Regions from separate parts of the Homo sapiens genome. Here region 2 is linked to region 1. The links are chromatin loops, found by intact Hi-C in ENCODE. Cell type or tissue: K562. All regions are shown on one strand. Each heading gives the region's core, and the rest is flanking DNA. Links, peaks and the distances in the headings are about the cores only.

Region 1 (12,224 bases), core at 3,318-8,317:
TCTAAGGTAGCAATGGGACTGAACCAATTGGCATTACATGGGTTCTATGTAATAGATGTTTAACTGGCACATGCCCAGAAGGAAACAACACATTAAACGTTTGGGCAGAAGATTTAATGTATTAAACATCCAGTGTGGAAGGTCAAGTCTGGATTTTCTCTCCACTTATTTTGCATCTGAGAATGGTAGCTCAGGAGACTGTCTGTATAGCACAGCTTTTCATTGCGCATTGCAAAGGCTTTCACATATGTCTCCTCATTGGGAAGTCAGGTGGTGGTCTAAAACCATATAAATCACCAAGGAAAGTGCGAATGAGCTAACAAGCTGGAGTAAAAGTCCCACCTTTCCTCCTCCCCTCTCCAATTGATTTACACTTTGACCAAATCTGTGAAATAGTATCTCCATGAGCCTTCTCACTTTCTATGGCATACAGGCTTCTAGATAATATTTGCAAAACTTGGCCCCTGACATGTTTATTTATGAAAAATAAACATTAACTATAATGTCACTTTATAGGTAGGAGTGTTTAACATACAAAAAATATGGCTTCTGAGCTTATATTCTAAAATTAGGCTTATATCCAAAGGTTGAGATGGGCAAAGCAATTATAAGAGTTTTGACAAAACTTTAAAGAGAGAAACTCCGTGTTAAGGACAAGTGCATAGAAAAACTACATTGGGATTCAGGGAACCTACATGGGTTTTGTTAATGACAACTGTACTTCCAAAACCCAGTCTGTTTATTTAGTCACAAATTCATATTATGGGAATGCTGTGAGCTAGGCATAATACTAGATTTTGTATAAAAATATAGAATTTCCTAGGCTGGGCGTGGTGGCTCACGCCTGTAATCCCAGGACTTTGAGAGGCTGAGGCAGGTGGATCACCTGAGGTCAGGAGTTCAAGACCAACCTGGCAAACATGGTGCAACCCCGTCTCTACTAAAAATAAAAAATTAGCTGGGTGTGGTGGTGTGCACCTGTAATCCCAGCTGCTCGGGAGGCTGAGAAAGGAGAATTGCTTGAACCTGGGAGGCAGAGGTTGCAGCGAGCCGAGATCATGCTACTGCACTCCAACTTGGGCAACAGAGCAAGACACTCTCTCTCTCTCTCTCTCTCTCTCTCTCTCTCTCTCTCTCTCTCTCTCTCTCTCTATATATATATATATATATGTAGAATATATATATTTATATATATATGTAGAATATATATATTTATATATATATGTAGAATATATATATTTATATATATATGTAGAATATATATATTTATATATATATACGTAGAATATATATATTTATATATATATACGTAGAATATATATATTTATATATATATATACGTAGAATATATATATTTATATATATATATACGTAGAATATATATATTTATATATATATATACGTAGAATATATATATTTATATATATATATACGTAGAATATATATATTTATATATATATACGTAGAATATATATATTTATATATATATACGTAGAATATATATTTTATATATATATATACGTAGAATATATTTTATATATATATACACGTAGAATATATATATTTTATATATATATACATAGAATATATATATTTTATATATATAGAATATATATATTTTATATATAATATATATATTTATATATATGATATATATATATATAAATTTGTGGTAATTCATTACATAGTAATAGAAAACTTGTATAGTCTCCAAAGCCACCTCCCTCTCCTCCCCCAAGCCACATATATATATATATATATATATATATATGTGTGTATATATATATAAATTTCCCTCCAAAGACTTTCTAGAAAGAGAAAATAATTTTTAAAGCATTTTGATTAGTGTTTGTGTTGGAAGACGATACTGTCCATCTTTTATTTCCAACCCAACACTCACTGGTGGGAAGAACTCTCCAGAGCTTCAGTGCCCCAGGTAGGCTGCAGGCCGTAGCCCCTGTGGGCACACAGGCAGCTGATCTCAGCTCTGATAGCTACTTTATTTAAATTATGTCTTTCTTTTATTACCAGTGATATAGCTTTGTTCTTACTGATACATTTTCACTAAATATGTGAGAGCAATATATTCTTGTTACACAATTGTATCACTTCAACATTTTATCAATCTTTATTCCATTTTTTTCTAGGTTTTAAACTGTTCGGGAAAAAGAACTTATTTCCTAACCCTTAGGAAGTTTATTACTATGAGTTTAAAGGAGCCCCTGTGATCTCCATCTCCTGGTGTTCACGCCTCCCGCATAATGCCTTCCTCTCGAGTATAGGCAGCACCTCTATCTTGATTGTAACCAATGGACTATGGCAAAGGCAATAGAGTACATATGATCAAATAAGAATGACGCATCCCTCTTGCTGGAGGCTCTGTTCCTGGCTTTGAATAAGCAAGCTACCATGAATCTTGTGGCCACAAGGAACTGAATGTTTCCAATAACCATGAGTGTGGGAAAGTAGATGCTTCCCCAGTAGAACCTGCAGATGAGAGCCCAACCCTGGCTGGCACCTTGGTTGCAGGCTTGTGAGATCCTAATATATTCCTGATCCACAGAAATTGTGAGATAATAAATGTGTGTTGTTTTTAAGCTGCTAAATTTGTGGTAATTCATTACATAGCAATAGAAAACTTGTATAGTCTCCAAAGCCACCTCCCTCTCCTCCCCCAAGCCCCAAAAGTATGGCTTGGTCTTAGTTTCAGCCCTGGATAAGCAGAGGCAAGAAGCAGATCATGGGGAGCTGTGGGGGAAGGGCTCAAAGGCTAGAGTTCATATCAAGGGCATTGGGGACACTTTGGAGAGTTTTAAATAAAGAAACAACAAATCTAAATCTCTGGGCTCTAATTTTCCTCTCAATAAAAATGAGGGCAAAAGACGGCCTTAAATTCTTTGTACCTGAAACCCATCACCTGCTCTTGTGCTCTTCTCCCTTCCTGGACTCCATGCCTTCGTGGGCTTCCTTTCTTGCCCTGTGTCACTGGGGTCATCATGTTTCCTATCCCCATTCTCCCATCTCTTCCCAAACGCTGAACTGTTATTAATGGCAAAACTGCAATTGCTTTTGCACTAACCTAATATTTCTAAAACTTACTTCTTCCAAAGTTTTTAAAGATGAGTGGAGTGAATATACTATTGGCTGTTAGAAAGTATTAATAGCTTCAGAGACAATCCAAACAAAAACCTGCAGAGTTGAGACATTCTAGACGGGTCCTTAAGGGAGTCAGTATTTGATAGGCAAATGAAGCTTGGGCACGGGGGGAGGGGATCATTTCACAGGCACACAGGCAGCTGGTCTCAGCTCTGATAGCGACTTTATTTAAATGGTCTGTTTCTATTATTGCCAGTGATATCGCTTTGTTCTTTCTGACACATTTTCACTAAATATGTGAGAGAAATATATTCTTGTCACACAACTGTGTCACTTTAACACTCTACCAGTATCGGGTCTCTTGATTTCATCTTTTTCTAATTTTTAAACTTTGGGGAAAAAAACTTACTTCCTAACTCGTACCAAGTTTATTCCTTTAACTAATCAGAATTGTTTCAGACTCATCACCATCTACCTTTTTTCCATGCCCTCTTGCTGTTGTCCTGGTGTTTGTTCCTCCTGTCCTTCCCTCTCTCCGTACTCTCCCCTCCACTCCCCGGGGACTCCTCCTCCCATCTGTTCATGTATGAGATGCATATATCATGTATTCACCTATCCAGCATTTGATAAGTGGCCCCCGTGACCTAGGCAGTGAGAATCAAAAACAGAGAGGTTGTCCCTGCCCCTAGATGATTAGCAATCAAAGTGGAGACAGGCAAAACCAACACCTGTGCGTTTAAAGTCCTGTGTCTATCCAGTTGCCCTCTGACTGTGTGCACTGAGTCGCTGACAGCCACTTCAGCCTTGGGGCTCCATCCTGGCCTCTTTCTTACTACACTCACCCCCCCTACCTCTGCTCATCCTCTCTGACTCTATTCCAGCAAAATCAGCACCACCATCCACTCGGTCATCTGAGGCTGAAACCAGGAGCTAACCTTGATTCCTCAGTTGCTCTCTTATCCAGTTAGTCCAGGCATTTTGTTTATTCTGTGTCTCTATCACATGACTCTGTCTGCATCCCATCCACTTCTGTGCTGTGGCTCCTGCCATTTCGCACTAGATTGTCCCAGTAGCCTCCTCACGGTTTTTCTTCTCCCTCCAATCCATTCTTTTCACAGAAGCCACAGGCATGTTTTTAAAGTACAAACCTGGTCAGGGCACTCCTACTTACCACCCTTCCAAGGTCCTCACTGCCCTCAGTGTGGAGTCCCAGCTCCTCCTGCTCCGGCTTCTGGGTCCCTGCCTGGTCTCCTGGCTACCCAGCCTTGCTTGCCTCTCCATTCCAGCCCTGGGGAACTGCACGTGGGTCCTTGAGCAGACTACGTGAGCCTCTCCTCCCTGGGACTTGGGGGCATGCTGTTTCCTCTTCCTCAAATACTGCTGCCCCTGTTCTCCTCGGACTACGGCCTTCTCACGGGGAGTTTACCTTGACCACAAGACAGGATTATGTACCTCAACTTTTCTATACTTTTGCATATTTGTTCTTACATAATAATTGCCTATCTCGTTTCTTTACTCCCCACCCCCAGCCTAAGGGTAATTTCTTTTTTTCTTTTTTTGAGAGTCTTGCTCTGTCGCCCGGGCTAGAGTGCAGTGGCGCAATCCGACTCACTGCAAGCTCCGCCTCCCGGGTTCACGCCATTCTCCTGCCTCAGCCTCCCGAGTAGCTGGGACTACAGGCACCTGCCACCACACACCCAGCTAATTTTTTGTATTTTTAGTAGAAATGGGGTTTCACCATGTTAGCCAGGATGGTCTCAATCTCCTGACCTCATGATCCGCCTGCCTTGGCCTCCCAAAGTGCTGGGATTACAGGTGTGAGCCACCGTGCCCGGCCGGGCAATTTCTTAATGTCTGGGATAGCTCTTGGGTGATGTAATAGCACAATAGAAATATATGGGCTAACAAATGCAGCCTGTATGGTTTAATGGCTTAGAAGTCAGGCTCCTGGCCGGGCGTGGTGGCTCAAGCCTGTAATCCCAGCACTTTGGGAGGCCGAGGCAGGCGGTTCACCTGAGGTTGGGAGTTCGAGACCAGCCTGACCAACAGGGAGAAACCCCATCTCTGCTAAAAATACAAAATTAGCTGGACGTGGTGGCACATGCCTGTAATCCCAGCTACTCGGGAGGCTGAGGCAGGAGAATCACTTGGACCCGGGAGGCGGAGGTTGCCGTGAGCCGAGATCCTGCCATTGCACTCCAGTCTGGGCAACAAGAGCAAAACTCCATCGCAAAAAAAAAAAAAAAAAAAAAAAAAAAGGCTCCTGAGTCAGCCTGAATTCATTTTCCAATCTCACTCCTTATTGGCTATAATCACCTTGGACAAGTTACTTAATTTTTCTTAATCTCAGATTCTTCATATGTAGATGGGGATAATAATAGTTACCTCAAAGGACTGTTGTAAGCATTAAATGAATTAATAGGCCAGGCATGGTGGTGTGCACCTGTATTCCTAGCTACTTCGGATGCTGAGGTGGGAGCATCGCTTGAGCCCAGGAGATGGAGGCTGCAGTGAGCTCTGATTGCACCACTGCGCTCCAGCCTGGGTGACAGAGGGAGACCCTGTCTCTAAAAAAGTAAAAATTAAAATAATAATACATAGAAATCATGTAGCAGAGTCCTCAAAATGCAGCAAGTATATTTTCCATAAACAGAGTGGTAAGTATTGTGATTGTCAGCACCAGGTGTGGACTCAGGGGTAGGGTGTAGGACTCAACCTGGGGTGGAGGAAGATTTGCAAGGTTTGTCTCAGCCTCTAAGGCTTGTTTGTATAATAGAAAAACTCAAGAGCAATGACTCCAGTCCAAGCTCTGGTCTCATTCTGGTGTTCCTGTGTGGCTGAATTCCTGAATCCCATGTCTGAAGGTGTCCCTGCTGGGCAGGCAAGGGAGCTCAGTGGGGCCCTCTAGTGATGACTTCCTCCCATGCCCTGAGGCACAGCCTTGCTCAGAGGCCTCCCAAGGGTTCCCACATCCTTGGGGATTTTCTATTAGTGAGGAGCAGAGCAAAGCTAGCAAACAGGAGAGCAGCCCTGCTGGCACCGTGGCTCCCTCTGTGGCGGCTTTGAGGTCATTCATGCAAAAGGCACTGTTAGGAAACCCAGATCAGCTGCGAAGGAGCATTTCAGGTGAAAAAACAAAAATGCTTCTTAGTGGTTGACTTAGGGTTCTGAATCTATAGATACTAGATTTGGAAACTTTATCCAAATGGAGCAATTACCAGAGTGTCCGTTTCCTAGGGAGCATTCACTTTTCATCCAAGGAGTAGAACAGCAGCCTTGTTTCCTGCTGTTCCTGTAGGACAATGGAGTCCCAGGATTCAGTGTCCTGATGCTGTCTGGGAGGCTGTGGATGTAAAAAGGAACCAACGTTCTGCTCCACGAGCAGAGAGCAGACGAGAAGCAGAGCATTTGTTCCTTGCCCATCTCAACCTAATGAGGACACGGAGAGATTCTGATTGCTTTTCCATAATTATGTAGGCCTGTCAGAACCACAGCAGCTGGACAGACTTGATCCCTAACTGTGAGGGTGGAGAGTCACTTTCTACTTGGTTCCCAGCTTTGGCCTCATTCTTCTCCCCACAGCTGCAGTCACTTGACTACCTGCTTTCATGACCTCCTGTCTGGTTCTTCCTTCTTTATTTCATTTTGAATATAGCAATGTAAAGATAGCTTATATGCTATCTCCAATAAAGGATACAGATATTGCAAAAACAGCATACAGAAAGGCCTAATGGAAACTGGAGGTACAAATGATAGTAAATCATGAAGTGCACAGGTTCTGGAGGTGGGGGGGACTAGATTTCACTTCTATACCTCTCTGTTTCTACCTGTATGAACTGGGAAGGTTCTATTGTCTTAAGTTTGATGTCCCATCTGTGAAATGGAGAGTGTAATTGTACTAGTCAGAGTTCTTTGTTGCAAGCAATGGAAACCAACTCTGATTTAAGTTAAAAATAAGGAACAGGAGGAGAACTAACAAGACATTGAAATAGCTATTTCGCAGATTTGTTGTAAGGATGAAATTAGATAAAAATCATTCAGCACAATATGTGGCATGTCGACAGTGTTAGATATGTTAGCTATTATTGCATCATCATCATTTATTATGATGATGAGCTCTGTCCTAACTTTCTTACCTGTAGCTTTGGCTCGATAGAAAGTCAATGCTGGTGTTGATGCTATACAGTCTTTTGATTTTTGAGAATGGGTTTCCAAAACATATGGTCGGCGAGCAGTCTCTGGTCCAACCAGCTATTGTCAAAAGGCATAGGGTCACATGGCATAAACCTGGACTATAGCTTTTTTTAAAACAAAAATTTAAAATATATATATTTAGGGGGCACAAGTGCAGATTTCTTAACATGCTTGTATTGTGGAGCGGTGAGGTCGGGGCTCTTAGTGAACCCATCATCTGAATAGTGAAGGTCGAACCCAACAGGTAATTTTTCAACTTTCACCCCCCTCCTACCCTCCCACCTTTTGGAGTCTCCGATGTCTATTATTCCATTCTGTACATCCATGTATACTCATTACTTAGCTTTCACTTATATGTGAGGACATGTAGTATTTGTTGACTTTCTGTTCCTGAGTTATTTCATTGAGGATAATGGTCTCTAGCTCCACCCATGTTGCTGCAAAAGGCATGATTTTATTTATTTTTTTATGGCTGAGAAGTATTCCGTGGCATATGTGTGATTGATGGACACTTAGGTTGATTCCATGTCTTTGCTATTGTGAATAGTGCTCACAATATTGTGAACATGATAAACATGTGAGCACAGGTATCTTTTTGATATGATTTCTTTCCCTTTGGGTAGATACCCAGTAGTAGGATTGCTGGATGGAATGGTAGTTCTATTTTTAGTTCTTTGAGAAATCACCATACTGCTTTCCAATAAGGGTTGTACTAATTTGTATTCCCACCAACAGTGTATAACTGTTCCCTTTTCTTCGCCTTGTTGCCAACATCTGTTGTTTTTAGACTTTTTAATACTAGTCATTCTGACTGGTATGAGATAGTATCTCACTGTGGTTTTAGTTTGCATTTCTCTGATTAGTGATATTCAGCATTTTTTCATGTGCTTGTTAGGCTTCTAGCCTCTTAAGTCAGCTGGGGCTGTAGACAGGGTGCAATTCTCTGAGAAAGGCAAGCAAAACTAAGTCTAATTTACCTAAATACTTGCTTGTTTTGTAGGACCATTTCCAATATCATGTAAGAGGCATGTAAAGGTTCTAGATCAGTAGTCAACATCAACTCACTTCTATTGCCTTTAATAACTAGGCACTTGGCTGAATCAATTGAATGTTTACTGAGCACCTACTATGTTGGAGACAGGCATTGTTTTGTATACCCAGTGCAAAAGGGACTTCTAGGAAACCCAGGTCAGCTGTGAAGCAGGGTTTCAGGTAAAAAACAAAAATCCTTCTTAGTGATTGACTTAGGGTTCTGAGTTTCCAATTTATACTAAATTTAGAAACTTTATCCAAAAGGAGCAATTACCAAAGCGTCAGTTTCCTAGGGAGTATTCACTTTTCATCTGAGGAGTAGAACAGCATCCTAGTTGCCTGCTGTTCCCTGTAGGATGATCGAGTCCCTACATTGATACCCCATCAAACACTGGGTATACAGAAAACAATGCCTGTGTTCAATGGACTTACTGTTTCACAGAGGAGGCAACGGCTAGATGAATAATAATAACCCCATGTTTTGAATGTCGCAGTAGAAACACAATGGGCATATAGAAGAGAATGGAATTAATTATGCCAAGAAGAGCAGTGGAGGGAGAGATAACTGGGGACAGTCTCATGGAAAAGTTGACATTTGATTTGGGTGTTTGAAATGAGTAGGAGTTTGCCAGGCTGGCGAATGGAAAATGGTATGAACAAGAGTACAAGGACCTTCAAATCCAAGCTATGTGGTTCATGTTTTACTGTCTTGAAGTTTACAAAGTAGGAGAATGACGTGATCAGATTGGGTTTCTGGTGGCAGTGTGGAGGATGCTTTGGAAGGGGACTGCCAGAGCCAGGGAGACCAATTAGGAAACTGTTACAGGAGTTTAAGAGATGGTGAGGACTTGACCGGAGACAGTGGAGGAGGGGGATGGATCTGAAGTCGTAGGGCTGGGACCAATTAAGCACAATTAGTGAGGAATGGGGGGGAGTTGGGGCTATTTTGAGAATTCTTATTTGCCTACTTGGGTGAATGGAGGTGCTATTGTCTGATGAAGGACTCGAAGAAGACAGAGCTTGTTTTGAAGGGAGGAGGCTGAGTTCCATTTTGACATGTTGCATTCATTGTACTGGTGGAACATCTTAGATGAGAAGTCTGTGGGCAGGTAGAGTTCTGGATGTCAGGAAAGAAGTTTGAGGCTGCTTGGGAAAGGCTCATACCTGGAACTAGCCCGTAGGTAGAAAGAGGACCTGTCTTGGACCTGAGCCCCTGAGTTTCTTTCTGCCTGGGGCCCTGGCTTGTTGTGGCTGGATACCCACCCAGGGCCTGGAGTTCTTCCCTGAGCTTCCCCATGGTGGCTGCCTCCTTGCTGGCCTAGTCCTGTCCTCAGTGATGGCTGCATGCTGCATCTTGGCTTTCCGAATGTTGTACCACGGCATGTGCTCCATCCACCTGCAAAAAAGCCAGGCACCAAATGTTGGGCCTTCCGGTTGCTGAAGGTCATCTTGGCCTGGGTTGCCTCAGTCTGTGGAGATGCCTGTGGAAGCTTTGATCCGCCTTTGCTGAGAACTCCCTCTCATCTCCTGTGGGAGATCTCAACCCGAACCTACAAGCCAGTGTTTGTAGCTGACGTTCATCTTGTCCTGTCCTGAGATAACTGGAAAGTTTTGTTAACTTCAAATAAATAAATCTGTGAAAATGTCCAGAGGTCCAGCATTTGGGCAGGTTGGAAATGTGCTGCAGCCATTGAAAGAAGAGAAGATGACCTTCAGATTAGCAACTTCTCCCAGCTTCCAGAGGCAAACACAGGTGGGAAGTCTCAATAAATCAAATATGAAGGTGTTGCCCCCAAGCGGCATGGAGGAGATGAGATTCCAACTCTCATTTTCTATTAATGGGCCTTTGAAGCCTTTATGGAGTTAGCGTTTTTGTTTTTTGTTTTTTTGCTTTTTTTTTTTTTGAGATGGAGTCTTGCTCAGGTGCCCAGGCTGGAGTGCAGTGGCGTGATCTCGGCTCACCGCCACCTCTGAATTCCTGGTTCAAGCGATTCCCCTGCCTCAGCCTTCTGAGTAGCTGGGATTACAGGCGCATGACACCACGCCTGGCTAATTTTTTGTATTTTTAGTAGAGATGAGGTTTCACCATGTTGGTCAGGCTGGTCTTGAACTCCTGACTTCAGGTGATCCACCTGCCTCAGCCTCCCAAAGTGCTGGGAAAACAGGCAGAAGTTAGCATTTTTTAGTAATGACATCAATGAAAGTATTTGATTTGTAAATTGGGGGACACATAGCTACAATTACTTTGGATTTGGCAGTTATTCCCATCAGCAATGTTTGTTATCCCCACCTCTGCCACCAGCATATATACTTATGTCCTGTCCCACAACCCAACCCCTCACCCCCACCACTCAGTATTTTTTTTTCTTCTTTTTTCTTTTTTTTAAGCACAGAGCCGAGTCTGGAGGGGGTTGGCCCAGCTTTCATCTTTATCCATCATGGCACACTTGGGCCACCTTTACCTTTCCTCCTCACATGATTACGTGCTTCTGAGCAGTGTCCTTAGACCTTTTTTCCTTGCCCTCTCAGGCATTTAACTCATTTTTGGAAGATAGAGCACTGAACCAGGAGACAAGAGTTGCATTCTAGTCCTAGTTCAGCCACAGTGAAGTTGGGTCACCTTGGGCAAGTCTTTTGACTTCCTGGGCCTGGCTTTCCTTATCCACACAGTAAGGAAGGTAAGTTGAAACACCTGGGCAACTTATTTCACCTCTCAATTAGATAAGTCACCCTGTGCACTTCAACCATCCTCCCACACCCCCTCTCCACTTCTGAGGGAAACCCACTGCTTGACTGCAGCTCCTGCCGCCCAGGTGGCGGTGTCTCCTGCTGTGTGAGGAGACCTTCCCTTCCTCTCCTCCTCCCTTCACCGAACTGGCCCAGGGAAGGGGTTTGTGATCCAAGAGCAGTCATTTCATAAGCTGGTTCTGTGGTCAGGCTTAAAGAAGATAAACTGGATGCATCCTTTCTGATGGGGGATGGGGGAAGGCAGGGATTTGAAATAAGGAATCCCAAAGAAATTTTTCGGTTAATAGTAGGGATAGAAGAGATTCTATATCACATAAGGCTCAGACGAGCTTCTTTACTTGCACATTCTTCAAGATTTAACGCTCTTTCTGTAGAATAATCTTGCTTTACCCAAACACAGAATTATGACTAGGCTACGGGAATGGAAAGATGAAGCTCCCCTACCCGAGTTTCTAATACTGAGTAGGAGACACAGACAGGTAACCCACCTGCAGCCCCTTCCCAGCTCGGAACCATCTTCCTCAAATAGATTACGGGAAAAGGGAGTTAGTTTCCTATCTGTTCCTGAGTTGTCTGCACTACAGCTGTCTTCTATATGGCATGCTCAGGGAAATCTGAGTTAAAATCCCAGGGCTGCCACTTATTAGCTAGATGATATTGAGCAAATTCCTTAACCTGTTTATATCCCAGTTACCGTGTCTGAAAAGGGGGGATAATTATTGTTTCGATATTACAGTTGGTTGTGAGAATTGCAAAAGCATTGTTTTCTGTTTGGTTGTTTTTTGGGTTTTGTTTCTGCTCTGCTGTTCAACTCCTGAGTTGTAAATGTGGATGCATACCTGAGGGAAAGATTATTCTTCCTCATGTCTGTACTGTTTCAGTGTGTGTTTTGCAATCGGTAGCTAATCAAATGATTTTGGGATGGGAACCCAGAAGCAGTGGGAAAGGGAGTCTGCCCACACTCTCACAGCATGTTTATGACAGAAACACAGAATTTGCTTTCTTTAGCTCTTGGCCTACTTTCTTATTCTTTAAGTTGCATTGCTTCTCTGTGCACATATGTGTGCGCACACACACCCATACAGGTATGTGTGCATGCATGTGTATTATTGTGTGACTGTGTGTGCACGTTGATTTCAACTTCTACAAAATAG
Region 2 (12,224 bases), core at 3,201-8,200, 68 kb before region 1:
TATTGTTAGAACAGAATAGAAATAAACTTTTCTTTTTTGACACAGAGTCTTGCTCTGTCACGCAGGCTGGAGTGCAGTGGCGCCGTCTTTGCTGACTGTAACCTCTGATTCCCGAGTTCAAGCAGTTCTTTGCCTCGTCCTACCGAGTAGCTGGGATTACAGATGCCCGCCACCACACCCGGCTAATTTTTGTATTTTTAGTAGAGACGGGGTTTCGCTATCTTGGCCAGGCTGGTCTCAAACTCCTGACCTCGTGATCCACCTGCCTCGGCCTCCCAAAGTGTTGGGATTACAGGCGTGAGCCACCGTGCCCAGAGGAAATAAACTTTTCAAATGAAGCTGTCTATAGTTGAACTCTGTTGGATAATATATGCTGGTTTATGTTAAAGACCCAGTCTACTTTCAGACCCCATCTACTCTCATCCCAATACGGTTTTTAGTATGCTGTTTTCTTGTTGTGTTGATAGGTCAGGATTTACCATGGTTTACCACCTTTACATTTGCAAGGCCATGGCTAGAGAGGTTAAAGAGTTGTGATGTAAAGAAGCTGAGAACAATGGGTAAGATGACTCGAAATACTCGGAGAATACCTATATGCCAGGCCCTGTGCTACGTGCTCCCACATATTTATTCTTTGCTACCACTGTGAGTCAGCTCTTCCTCTTTCACAGCTGAGGAAATGTACTCAGAATGGTTAGGTGGCTTGTCCAAGGTTACGCAGTGATGGAGTAGTACACTAGGATTTGACACAAGACTTCCAGCTCCTCAGCATTTGTTGTCTTTGGAATCTCCTTCCTGCCAACAGAGCAAGAATGAGTGGAGTTGGGAGAGGGGGAGTTTTAAATGCTTGCTGCTTGATATTTTTATTGAATGTTGTGGTTATGAACAAGGGTGTCAGGCCATCCTGAAAGAGTCAGTTATTCCATAAAAACCACACAAGCAGAAAACATCAGTTGGATTGTCTCCTGACTTTGCAATGGGATCTTTCCCATATGCCTCAGAGATCATGGAGGAACTTTGGGTTTACATCCAGCATTGGCCTCTTGGGCTAATGCTGAGCATGAGTTGCATGAAGCGTGTTCTCACTCACGTATCAGAGTTAAGCAGTGTAGGCCATCTGGAAGAGAAAACAAACTTGAGATTTCCTGGGTGCAATTTGGAGACCTTCCATTAGGCCACAGCACACTGGGACAGTTGGACAATGTGCAAGCTTCAGCCCTCATGTCCTTGTGTCAGATGCACTTGGGGGGAGCAAAGGAAACAGATTTCCTTTCTTTTTGATACACATAACTTCCCAGCTTGGACTTAAGGTAGAGCTGAGATGTCAGTGGAGTTCTATTATAATTCTCCATCGAATAAATTAAATGGCCTACTTTTGTCACCTCTGAGGGACATTAAGTAGAGATAAACATTTTTAATTAAAGCCATTTGAGCCATGTCTACCTATTTTTTTATGGTAGCCTGTAGAAAGATGCTATTTTAATTTCTTTAAAACACAGCTCTTTGCCTTACTTAAATACCATGAAAAACTGAGTATTGAAAAACCACATTTTTTTCTTGGATCTTGCTTATTTGAAAAACAGCATATAGAAAAGTCAGCTTTTCCAGAAGTACTTATGCTCCCGAGGGCTGAAATTTTTCAGAAAATAAAGGCCATTTTGTGATTCTTTTTTTCTTTTTTTGAGATGGAGTCTCGCTCTGTTGCCCAGGCTGGGATGCAGTGGTGCGATCTTGGCTCACTGCAACCTCCGCTTCTCATGTTCAAGCAATTTTCCTGATTCAGCCTCCTGAGCAGCTAGGATTACAGGTGCGCACTACCACGCCTGGCTAATTTTTGTATTTTTAGTAGAGACAGGGTTTCACCATGTTGATCAGGCTGGTCTCGAACTCTTGACCTCGTGATCCACCCGCCTCAGCCTCCCTAAGTGCTAGGATTACAGTCGTGAGCCACTGCGCCCGGCTGTGATTCTTTTTTAAAAGTGAGAGAAACAGACAATGGCTGTTGTATTTTATTGTCATAATTTTGCAAGAAGATTTAAGAGCAGTTGAGTGAAATTCATTATTTTAGGAGTGGCTAAACACTAGGTCATTAAAAATTAATTTAACAGGTCCATACCCCAGAGGTATTGTAGGTTTGGTTCCAGACCACCACAGTAAAGCGAAAATTACTAAAGTGAGTCACACAATTTTTTTTGGTTTCCCAGTACATATAAAAGTTATGTTTATACTATACGGTGTGTATTCAGCATGCAATGGGATCTATATGCAATAGCATTATGCCTGAAAAAACAATGCACATACTTTAATTAAAAACACCTTATTGCTAAAAAATGCTAATGATCATCTGAGCCTTCAGCAAGTCATAATCTTTTTGCTAGTAGAGGGTCGTTCCTCCATGTGGATAGCTGCTGGCTGATCAGGGTGGTGGTTGCTAAAGATTGTGGTGGTTGTGGCAATTTTAAAAATAAGACAACAGTGAAATTTGCCATATTAATTGACTCGTCTTTTCATGAAAGATTTCTCTGTGGCATGCAATGCTATTTGATAGCCTTTTTTTTTTTTTTTTGGAGACAGAGTCTCAGTCTATTGGCCAGGCTGGAGTGCAGTGGCACAATCTCAGCTCATTGCAACCTCCGTCTCCCGGGCTCAAGCAATTCTCCTGCCTCAGCCTCCTGAGTAGCTGGGATTACAGGCGTGTGCCACTACACCCAGCTAATTTTTGTATTTTTAGTAGAGATGGGGTTTCACCATGTTGGCCAAGCTGGTCACTAACTCCTGACTTCGTGATCTGTCCGCCTTGGCCTCCCAAAGTGCTGGGATTACAGGTGTGAGCCACTGCGCCTGGCCTTGATAGCCTTTTACTTATGGTAGAACTTCTTTCAAAACTGGAGTCAATCCTCTCAAATCTGCTGCTGCTTTATCAACTAAATTACATAATAGACTGGATGCAGTGGTTCACACCTGTAATCCCAGCACTTTGGTAAGCCGAAGCAGAGGGATTGCTTGAGCCCAGGGGTTCAAGATTAGCCTAGGCAAGATGATGAGACCTCGTCTCTACAAGAAATAAAATAAATTTACATAATATTCTGAGTTCTTATTTGTCATTTCACAGCTAGAGAAAAGTAGTCCATGCCCAATTTCAAGACTTCAAGGGACAGGCTGGCTCTCTTGTTAGGAGCTAATGCAGCTAATGCAAAGAATCTTCACCAGAAGCAGACTCTATCTCAAGAAACCACTTTCTTTGCTCATCCATGAAAAGCAACTTATCTGTTCAAGTTTTATCATGAGATTGCAGCAATTCAGTCTCAACTTCAGTCTCCACTTCTGATTCGAGTTCTCTTGCTGTTTCCACTGCATCTGCACTTCCTTCTCCACTGGAGTCTTAAACCTCTCAACGATGTCCATGAGTATTGCAATCAACTTCTTCCAAACTCCTGTTAATGTTGATATTTTGACCTCCTTCCACAAATCAGTGTTTTTAATGGCATCTTGAATGGTGAATTCTTTCCAGAAGGTTTTCAATTTACTTGGCTCACATTCATCAGAAGAATCACTATGGCGGCTATGGCCTTATGAGATGTATTTCTTAAATATGACTTGAAAGTCAAAATTATTCCTTGATCCATGTACTGTAGAATGGAAGTTGTGTTAGCAGGCATGAAGACAACATTAATCTCTGTGCACCTCCGTCAGAGCTCTTAGGTGACCAGGTGCATTGTCAATGAGGAGTAATATTTTGAAAGAAATCTTTTTTTCTGAGAAATAGGTTTCAACTGTAGGCTTAACATATTTAATAAACCATGGTATAAACATGTGTGCTGTCATCCAGGCTTTGTTCCATTTATAGAACACAGGCAGAGTAGATTTAGCATCATTCTTAAAGGCATTAGGATTTTCAGAATGGCAAATGAGCATTGGCTTCAACTTAAAGTCAGCAACTGCATTAGCTCCAAACAAGAGAGTCAGCCTGTCCCTTGAAGCTTTGAAATCGGGTGGACTACTTTTCTCTAGCTGTGAAAGTCGTACATGGCATCTTCTTCCAACAGAAGGCTGTTTGATCTACACTGTTGTTTAGTGTAGTCACCTTTATCAATGATCTTAGATAGATCTTCTGGAGAACTTGCTGCAGCTTCAACATCAACACTTGCTGCTCCACTCTGCACTTTTATGTTATAGAGATGGCTTCTTAACTTAAACCCCATGAACCAACCTCTATTAGCTTCCAACTTTTCTTCTGTAGCTTCCTCACCTCTCTCTGCCTTTATAGAATTGAAAGAGGCTGGCTCTGGATTAGGCTTTGGCTAAAGGGAATGTTGTAGCTGGCTTGGTCTTCTATCCAACCCACTCAAACTTTCTCCATATCAACCATAGGCTGTTTTCACTTGCTTATTTGTTCACAGGAGTAGCACTTTTAGTTTTCTTCCAGGACTTTTTCCTTTGCATTCACGAGTTGGCTAACTGGTGCAAGAGGCCTAGCTTTTGGCTTATCTTAGCTTTCGACATACTTTCCTCACCAACTTTCGACATACCTTCCTCACCAACTAACTTTTGACCTAAAGTTGGAGATGTGTGACTGTTCCTTTCACTTGAACCCTTAGAGGTCATTGTAGGATTATTAATTGGCCTAATTGCAAGATTGTTGTGTCTTAGGGAATAGGGAGGCCAAGAGAGGGCAAAAGCCAGTTGGTGAAGCAGTTGGAACACAAACCAAATTTATCAATTAAGTTCATCATCTTATATGGGCACAGTTTTTGGGACCCCGAAATAATTACAATAGTTTACATCAAAGATCGCTGGTCACAGATCACCATAACAGATAATATAATAATGAAAAAGTTTGAAATACTGCAAGAATTACCAAAAATGTGACAGAGACACGAAGTGAGCATGTGCTGTGGAAAAATGGTTCCAGTAGTCTTCTTAATGCAGAGTTGCTAGAAAAAATATCTATGAAGCAGAAGAAAGTGGAGCACAGTGAAATGAGGTATGCTTGTAGTCTTTGTTTTGTGCCTTTTATTTGAGGGAAACCGCATATCCCTTATGACTGGGTGCATGTTTTGAAGTGAGCTTAGGGAGTAGATCAAGTTCACAGATCTCTGAAAAGCTACAGGGATGGAGCATGGGGGTTCCCAGCAAGCCTCTTCACTTCAGGGCTGCAGCCAGGGCTGGGTGTGGACAAGGGGAGCAGTAGGGAGCAGCTGGGGGAGGATTTAAGTGTTCACCAACTATCTGGAGTTTCCAGATTCTCTAGGGGACTAGCCTACTTGTCATAAAATGCTGGGAGTAGGAATATTCCAATAACTGTTTCCATAAACATTTACTTTTTTTTTTTTAAAAGGTAATCTAGGCACATGGGGGAAAAATGGAAATAGTCCAAAAAGGTATAGAGGAAAAAAAGTCTCTCTTTCCGGGAAACAGTTCCTTGGCCAGGGTTTTTGGCCTTGACTCATTCTCTTGGGGGAGTAGGTGAGGGAAGGCGAGCAATCCTGGAAAGTCAGCACTTCTAGGATGAGAGGCGTCCTCTGGCTGTTTGGCATGTTTGCTTGATCATTTCCTCCTATTTTTATGCTTATTCATCCTGTGGCCTGTGTTCTCCTTGACATGCCTATTTTCTTTTCCACCCTCCTGTGGGGAGAGATAACATTCTCAGGACCTAATTCTCATCTGATAAGTTTTATTTTTAACCAACTTCTACACCCTTTCCTCTTTGCTTCTTATTTTCATGGGCCCATATACTTCTCAGCCTTCTCTGGCTTTCTCAGGAGGCATGTGCAGAACGTCTGGTATGGTATCTTGTGCCAGGGTTTTTCCAAATGGGAGCAGCTGGTCAGGGTACTGGGAACCTGGCTTGGCTTCCAAGAGCAGGGAAACTTTCTCCTCTGCACATGTTCCTGTTTTTAACCAGGCAATTCACTCTTACCTCCTGCTTCCTCTCTGGGCTGTCTGTAAATTTCATTTTATCATAAATTTATATTATCTTGATGAAGGAAACCCGCTTAAAAAACAACAAGACAGCTGTGACTTGCAGTGATGAGTGTGGACTAGTCTCCTATCAGCAGCAGTTTTGTAGCTGCTTAAGGCTTCCACAGTGTGACAACTAAGCCATGAGTTTACATGATGATTCTTGGTTTGAGATTTAATCAAACTAAACCAGTTGTCCACCCAAATGAAGAGAAAGGGTGTTTTGTTTTGTTGTCACGTGATCTCCAGTAGAGGCTTTCCCAGACAAGCATGTTAGGAGTAAACTGTTAGCTACTTAAGTATATATACATTCTTGGGTTTTTTTTTAAGCCTTTGACCCACCACTCCCCTCTCCCTAAATATAACTAAATATGGTTATGGCCGAAACTTTTCAAACTAACATCAGGGTGAAGAGGAACTTTTTAACCTGGAGAGGGGAATGGGGTTTGCAGGGACTGGCTGCATTCCCCAGAGAGAGGTGTGCATGGGAATGCTGCTCTCAACTTGAACTTCATGGCCTCCAAATGCATTTTGTTCTCAACGGACCAGTTGTCTCTCAAGTACACTTGGCTCTGTTGTGCATGGTGTATGCAGTCACTAAGCATTTCCTATAACACTGTATTAGGCACTTGGAAACAAGAGTTTAAAAAAATCCATGTTGTAGCTTCACAGGATGAAAGATTATTACCAAATGACTTAAGAATACTACTAACAAAATTACACACCTCATCATGGTGTAGCAACAGATCCCAGGAGACACACATGAATTAGGATAATTGGAGGACAGTTAAATACAGGCACATTTTACCACAGTAGGGAGGGTATAGGAAAACCACAAGGTGGGGAGGGTCTAGGGAAACCCTAGTGCCGTGCCCTAGGCTGCAACAGCAGGTGGTACCACCACTCAGAGGCAGGAAAGGGTGCGGGGTATGGGAAGAAATCAGTACCCAGAAACAGAGAGGCCCGCAAGAAGAGAATGAAGGGAATAAACACCGCGGCCTTCCCCTTTTCCCACTTCAGACCTGCAGGAGCACATCCCGGGCTAAACACATCTAGAAGTTAGCAGTCAATGGAGTCTGTTGACATAGCCTGTGCAGGTCGAGCTCCCGTGGCTCAGAGTAGGGCCATAAGGATAGAGAATGTGGAGAGGCAAAGGGAAAACAGTCGACACAGATGGCCTCCAGAGTTCACATGATCCAGCCCTGCCTGCTCCTCACAGCCTTTCTCCTACTAGGCTTTCCCCTATTTGCTATGTTCCTGACACTGCCATTTTCCTCTTCTTCAAACAAGTCAAGGTTGTTTCTGCCTCAGGGCTTGCACTTCTTCCCTCTGCCTAAAGTGTTCCTCCCTTTTCTACTTTCCATGGATGATGATGGGCCATTTAGATCTCAGCTCCTTAAAAAGGATTTCCATCCTAATGTTGCTTCCATCTCACCTGCCCATGGTCTATCTCACTATCCAGGTTTTACATTTAAGAGAGTAATGAAACAGTTTTATTTTAAAATGGTGATGTTTACTATATACTGGAAGTCGTATTCCTTGTAGCTATTCAAGCTTAAAGTGAAAAATCTAGATGTCAACCTTAACATTATGCAGTGGGTACCTGCTTGTATGAACCTCACTGGGAATGTGCAAACTAAGACGTGTGGACATCACTGGCAGGGCATAACCGCTCAACAGGGCCTGCTGGAAGGAATGAGTCATAGAAGGGAATGTCTCGGCTTTTCACCATGGTGATCTGCACTGCATTTCCTTCTCTACAAAGACCTATAAAGTCTCCTCCAAGGGCTTCAGAAAGATCCCACCTCCCTCTGATGGCCACACCCTGGCCCATTCTAACTCAGGTGGATATAAAGGAACCACAATTTGAAATGACTACTTTGGTTCCACCTAAGGATTGGTTTGTGTGGCAGACCAGGGTCATTTCCTTGTCTGTCAGAAGGCTCTGTCATGTTCCTTTCAGGCATCATCCACCAGGAGTGAGGTTTGAGGAGCCAAGCCTGGGTGGGAGCAATTTGAAGATTGTATTGCACTTGATAATTTATGGTGAGTGTTTGCAGCATTGTCTCATTCAGAGATGGACATGAAGCTGTTCTCAATGGCCTTCCTCCAAGTGCCATGATGTTCCTGACTTGAGCAGGCAGCCAGGATGCACCTGCACTTTCACTACCGGCCTGCAACAGGGCAGACCTCCATTCTGATCAGTGGGGCCTGTGCCACCTAGTTGTTAAGTATATTCATGATCACACCTGGTTTTTGGGACAGACACATCAGTTTTGGTTTGGAGGTCAAAGTTTTATTCCATGTTCTGCTGTTACTTGGTGGGCCACCATGCTTGTCCTCTGGTGGTGCTCTCCTAGTGACTGGGTTCAAGAGGAAATGTCATGGACATCTAGAACAGGGACCAAAGCCACACTGGACTAGAACTGGAAGCCAAGAGAACAGTTAGGACTGAGGAAACTCTCAGGGCAGCCATCTGACTCTCTCTGCCGCCCCGCTCTTCTCAGCTGCTCAGTTTCTTTTGGACCCTGGGGCCCCACGTGACTTTCTAGCTATTCCAGCTGCCTTCAGTTTTCCAATTCTCAAGAAAAAAATATGATTTACAAAGTTCATCTTTTTTTTTTTTTTTTTTGAGACAGAGTCTCGCTCTGTAGCCCAGGCTGGAGTGCAGTGGCGTGATCTTGGCTCACTGCAACCTCTGCGTCCCGGGTCCCAGTTCAAGCAATTCTCCTGCCTCAGCCTCCCGAGTAGCTGGGATTACAGGCACGTGCCACCACGCCCAGCTCACTTTTTTTTTGTATTTATGTAGAGACGGGGTTTCACCATGTTGGCCAGGCTGGTCTCGAACTCCTGACCTCATGATCCACCTGCTTCGGCCTCCCAACGTGCTGGGATTACAGGTGTGAGCCACTGCACCCAGCCATACAAAGTTCATCTTCATGAGCCAGACCAGAAGTCTGGATGGACTGCCTGACCTCTGGCCACATGTTCACAAGTGCTGTAGATGGAGGGGATGGGGTAAAATCATGGGGTATCCTATCCTATATGGCTGTTTAGAGCTGTTTCTCTCAGAAGGGGATGTGGGCAGAGCAGGCAATGGCAGGCATTCCTTTTCTAGGAATATAAGCAGTAGAGCCGATGTGCTTTGCCTGGCATAGTATAAGAAGTTTCAAGAATCCTGTCTGCCCCTAAAGTATCCTGCAGGACCTGAAGGCAGTACCTGACTTGAATTTCTGTTATTATTCACTGAAGGGCTAGTATATTTATTCATCGACTCTAGAGTCATTCAGCACCGGGGTTAGGTTCAGGTATAGGAACCCATTCCATCCCCTCCAGATCACATAGGAGCCCTTTCCCTCTTTTGGTCTGTCAAAAACAGAAATGAGGCTGGGTGCAGTGGCTCACACCTGTAATCCCAGCACTTTGGGAGGCCAAGGCGGGCAGATCACAAGGTCAGGAGTTCGAGACCAGCCTGGCCAACACAGTGAAACCCCGTCTCTACTAAAAATACAAAAATTAGCCAGGCATGGTGGCGGGTGCCTGTAGTCCCACTTACTTGGGAGGCTGAGGCAGGAGAATCGCTTGAATCTGGGAGGTGGAGGCTGCAGTGAGCCGAGATCCCACCACTGCACTCCAGCCTGGGTGACAGAGCGAGACTCCATCTCAAAACAAAATAAAACAAAACAAAACAAAAAAACAGAAATGAATACTGGGTGGGTTTATCCAAAGGAAAGTAAATCAGTTTATGAAAGAGATACCTGCACCCCCATGTTTATTGCAGCTCTATTCACAATAGCAGAAATATGGAGGCAACCTATGTCCATCAGTGGAAGAACTGATAAAGAAAATGTGGTGTACACAGAAACAATGGAATACTACTCAGCCTCAAAAAAGAATGAAATCCTGTCATTCGTGGCAACATGAATGAGCCTGGAGGACCTCATTTTAAGTGAAATTAGTCAGGCTCAGAAAAATACCAAATATTCATATTCATACGTAGCGCTAAGAAAACCATTGAGCTCATAGAAGTAAAGCGTAGAACTGTGGTTATTAGAGACTAGGAAGGCTGGTGGGGAGGGGAGAGGAGGGGAGGGGAGGAGAGACTGGTCAACAGACACAAAGTGACAGCTGATGGGAGAACAAGTTCCAGTGTTTTGTAGCACTGTGGGTGAATATAGCTAGCAACAATTTAGTGTATATTTTCAGAAAGCTAGAAGAGAGGATTTTGAATGTCCATAGCACATAAAAAAAATGATAAATGTTCGAGGTGATGAATATACTAATTACCCTGATTTCATTATTACACATTGTATACATGTATGGAAAATCACTCTGTATCCCATAAATAGGCAAAATTATTACATGCTGACTAAAAATAAAAGGAAAATAAAATAAAATCAGACCCATATTTCACACCACATGCAAGAAAAATCTCCAAATGAGTTTGAAATTTTAATGTAAAAAGTGATAGCATGTAAGCAATGGGTGATTTCCTCATTAACCTTGATGTACATAAAGGCTTTCTAAATATAACTGAAAATTCAGAGACATAATTAATAAATTTGACTATATTAAAAAAACCAGAAGTGAAGCAATTCAAATCACTTGTCACTTAAGAGGTGAACAGTTACAATTTGCTAAAAGTATACTTTTTCATCCTTCCAGGAGTGTTAAACATTTTGGTGAAGACAGGTCTGTTACATCAGCTTGTGGAGGTCTCAGCTGAGGGTCAGTGTCCCTGAATTTCCCTCCGTTCTACTCACTGGGCTCTGCTGCCTCCACAGCTGCCTGGACTGTGGCTGCAGAACACACGGAGGAAAGGAGCCGGGGACTGGGGCTCTGACTGAGGGACCAGGGCAGATGCACACTCCCTGACCCTACAGCTCTTACCAGTCTCATCCCATGGACTGTATCTGCCAATCCCCAGCAGGGCCAGGTTTCTAGTTTATGTTAAACTGGAAAGGTAACAGTCTTAGTTATTATCAGTTCCATGTTGGTTGTTACTAGCAAGCAAGGGGAGATGGTGACATGGCATACTGGCTGACTTCAGATGACAGGGGAAGTTTGAGATTGCTGTCACTGCTTGTTTGGAACAAACAGAACAGAAAGGCCTAAGACCGACCTAGCTTCTAAGGAAACGATACATCCTTATTTGGGTTCTGCCCAAACATCTCTTTCACATCTCTTGAGACTGCAATAGGGACCTCTCCTCTAATTTTAAGTGGAGAGTGGACTTGCCGTTCTGAGGATTTAGAATGGTAAAAGCCAAACTTGTATTTGTGGGTAAGTTGTTTCGAACCCCCATGAACCTCAATAAGAGAAGGCACCAAGTTTAAGAGGCCAAAGAAGAACCCCAGCACCAATAAATGAGACATGGGGTTTTATTAGGTGCTTATTTACAGGAGAGAGAGTCCAGTGGCAGTGGGCTGGCCAGGAGAACTGTTACCACCTGCAAACATCATGCTGTTTATGTAGCATTTTCACTTAACACCCTCCCCTCAACAACCTCTACCTAGCAACCTTCATTTAACCCAACACTAAGGGCCTCAATGCCCTTTACAGCCCATATTCCACGGGATGGACCCAGGGCTCGGATATTTACCATAGGCAAATAATAAATCTCCGGGTTGGGCATGCCTGGATTCCCTAGCTCAAAACACACATTCAGGTGGCATCTGCCATACAGGGTCCATTCTAAGAGTATGCTTAAATTATTACTATCAGGTGCGTTAACCCTACCGTGTATAGGTGAAAGTATTGAAACTTTGAAACTGGCCTTAAGCTTACTAGCTGTGTGACCTTAGGAAAATTCCTTACCCTCTCTGTGCCTCAGCTTCCTTGTCTATAAAATGGGGCTCATAATAGAACATATTTCCTGTTGGCTTTTATGAGGCTTAATGAGTGAATATTTGTGAAGTGATTACAACAGTGCCTGCCACACGATGACCAGCATATTCATGCTTGTTTAATAAATACAGACACTGTGATAACTACTGCCCTGGTAGAAGAAGTTAGTGTCTTATCTCTGAAGATTTAAATAATGGAAAGCTACCTATTTGCCTCCTTGTATGCGCACTGACTTGCAAAACAGTTTCGCCATTTGACACCTGGACTCTGAGAGCAAGAGAAGCAGGAAATAGGGGTTTCAGACAGTGCCAAGCAGAGCCGAATAAGACCTTGGCTTAGGGAGCTTGGATGGAAGGGTGGAGGAATGGAAGGCACCTTGCCGTGGGGCAGCAGCTGAAGGCACTTTTTCTCATTTC

What was found. Peaks named below come from ENCODE experiments on the same cell type or tissue, not always from the same donor. Only the 100,000 strongest peaks of a DNase experiment are listed, where the experiment ranks them.
Region 2: a loop joins it to region 1, with 2.6 times the contacts of the local background. A loop is called at or near these places in 9 of 110 quality-filtered maps.

The regions. Positions count from the first base shown.
Region 1 is chr14:33,843,170-33,855,393 of GRCh38, reverse strand. No RefSeq gene overlaps it. Among named protein-coding and RNA genes, the nearest start is that of EGLN3, 100 kb to the left of the region's middle. In K562, for the core only: a CTCF peak has its summit at 6,008 (motif pointing left); a DNase peak (open chromatin) is centred at 6,003.
Region 2 is chr14:33,910,755-33,922,978 of GRCh38, reverse strand. No RefSeq gene overlaps it. Among named protein-coding and RNA genes, the nearest start is that of EGLN3, 34 kb to the left of the region's middle. RefSeq lists a cis regulatory region at 5,635-5,642 and an enhancer at 5,561-5,705. In K562, for the core only: no CTCF peak of the experiment used is centred there; DNase peaks (open chromatin) are centred at 5,148, 5,578, 6,058 and 7,668.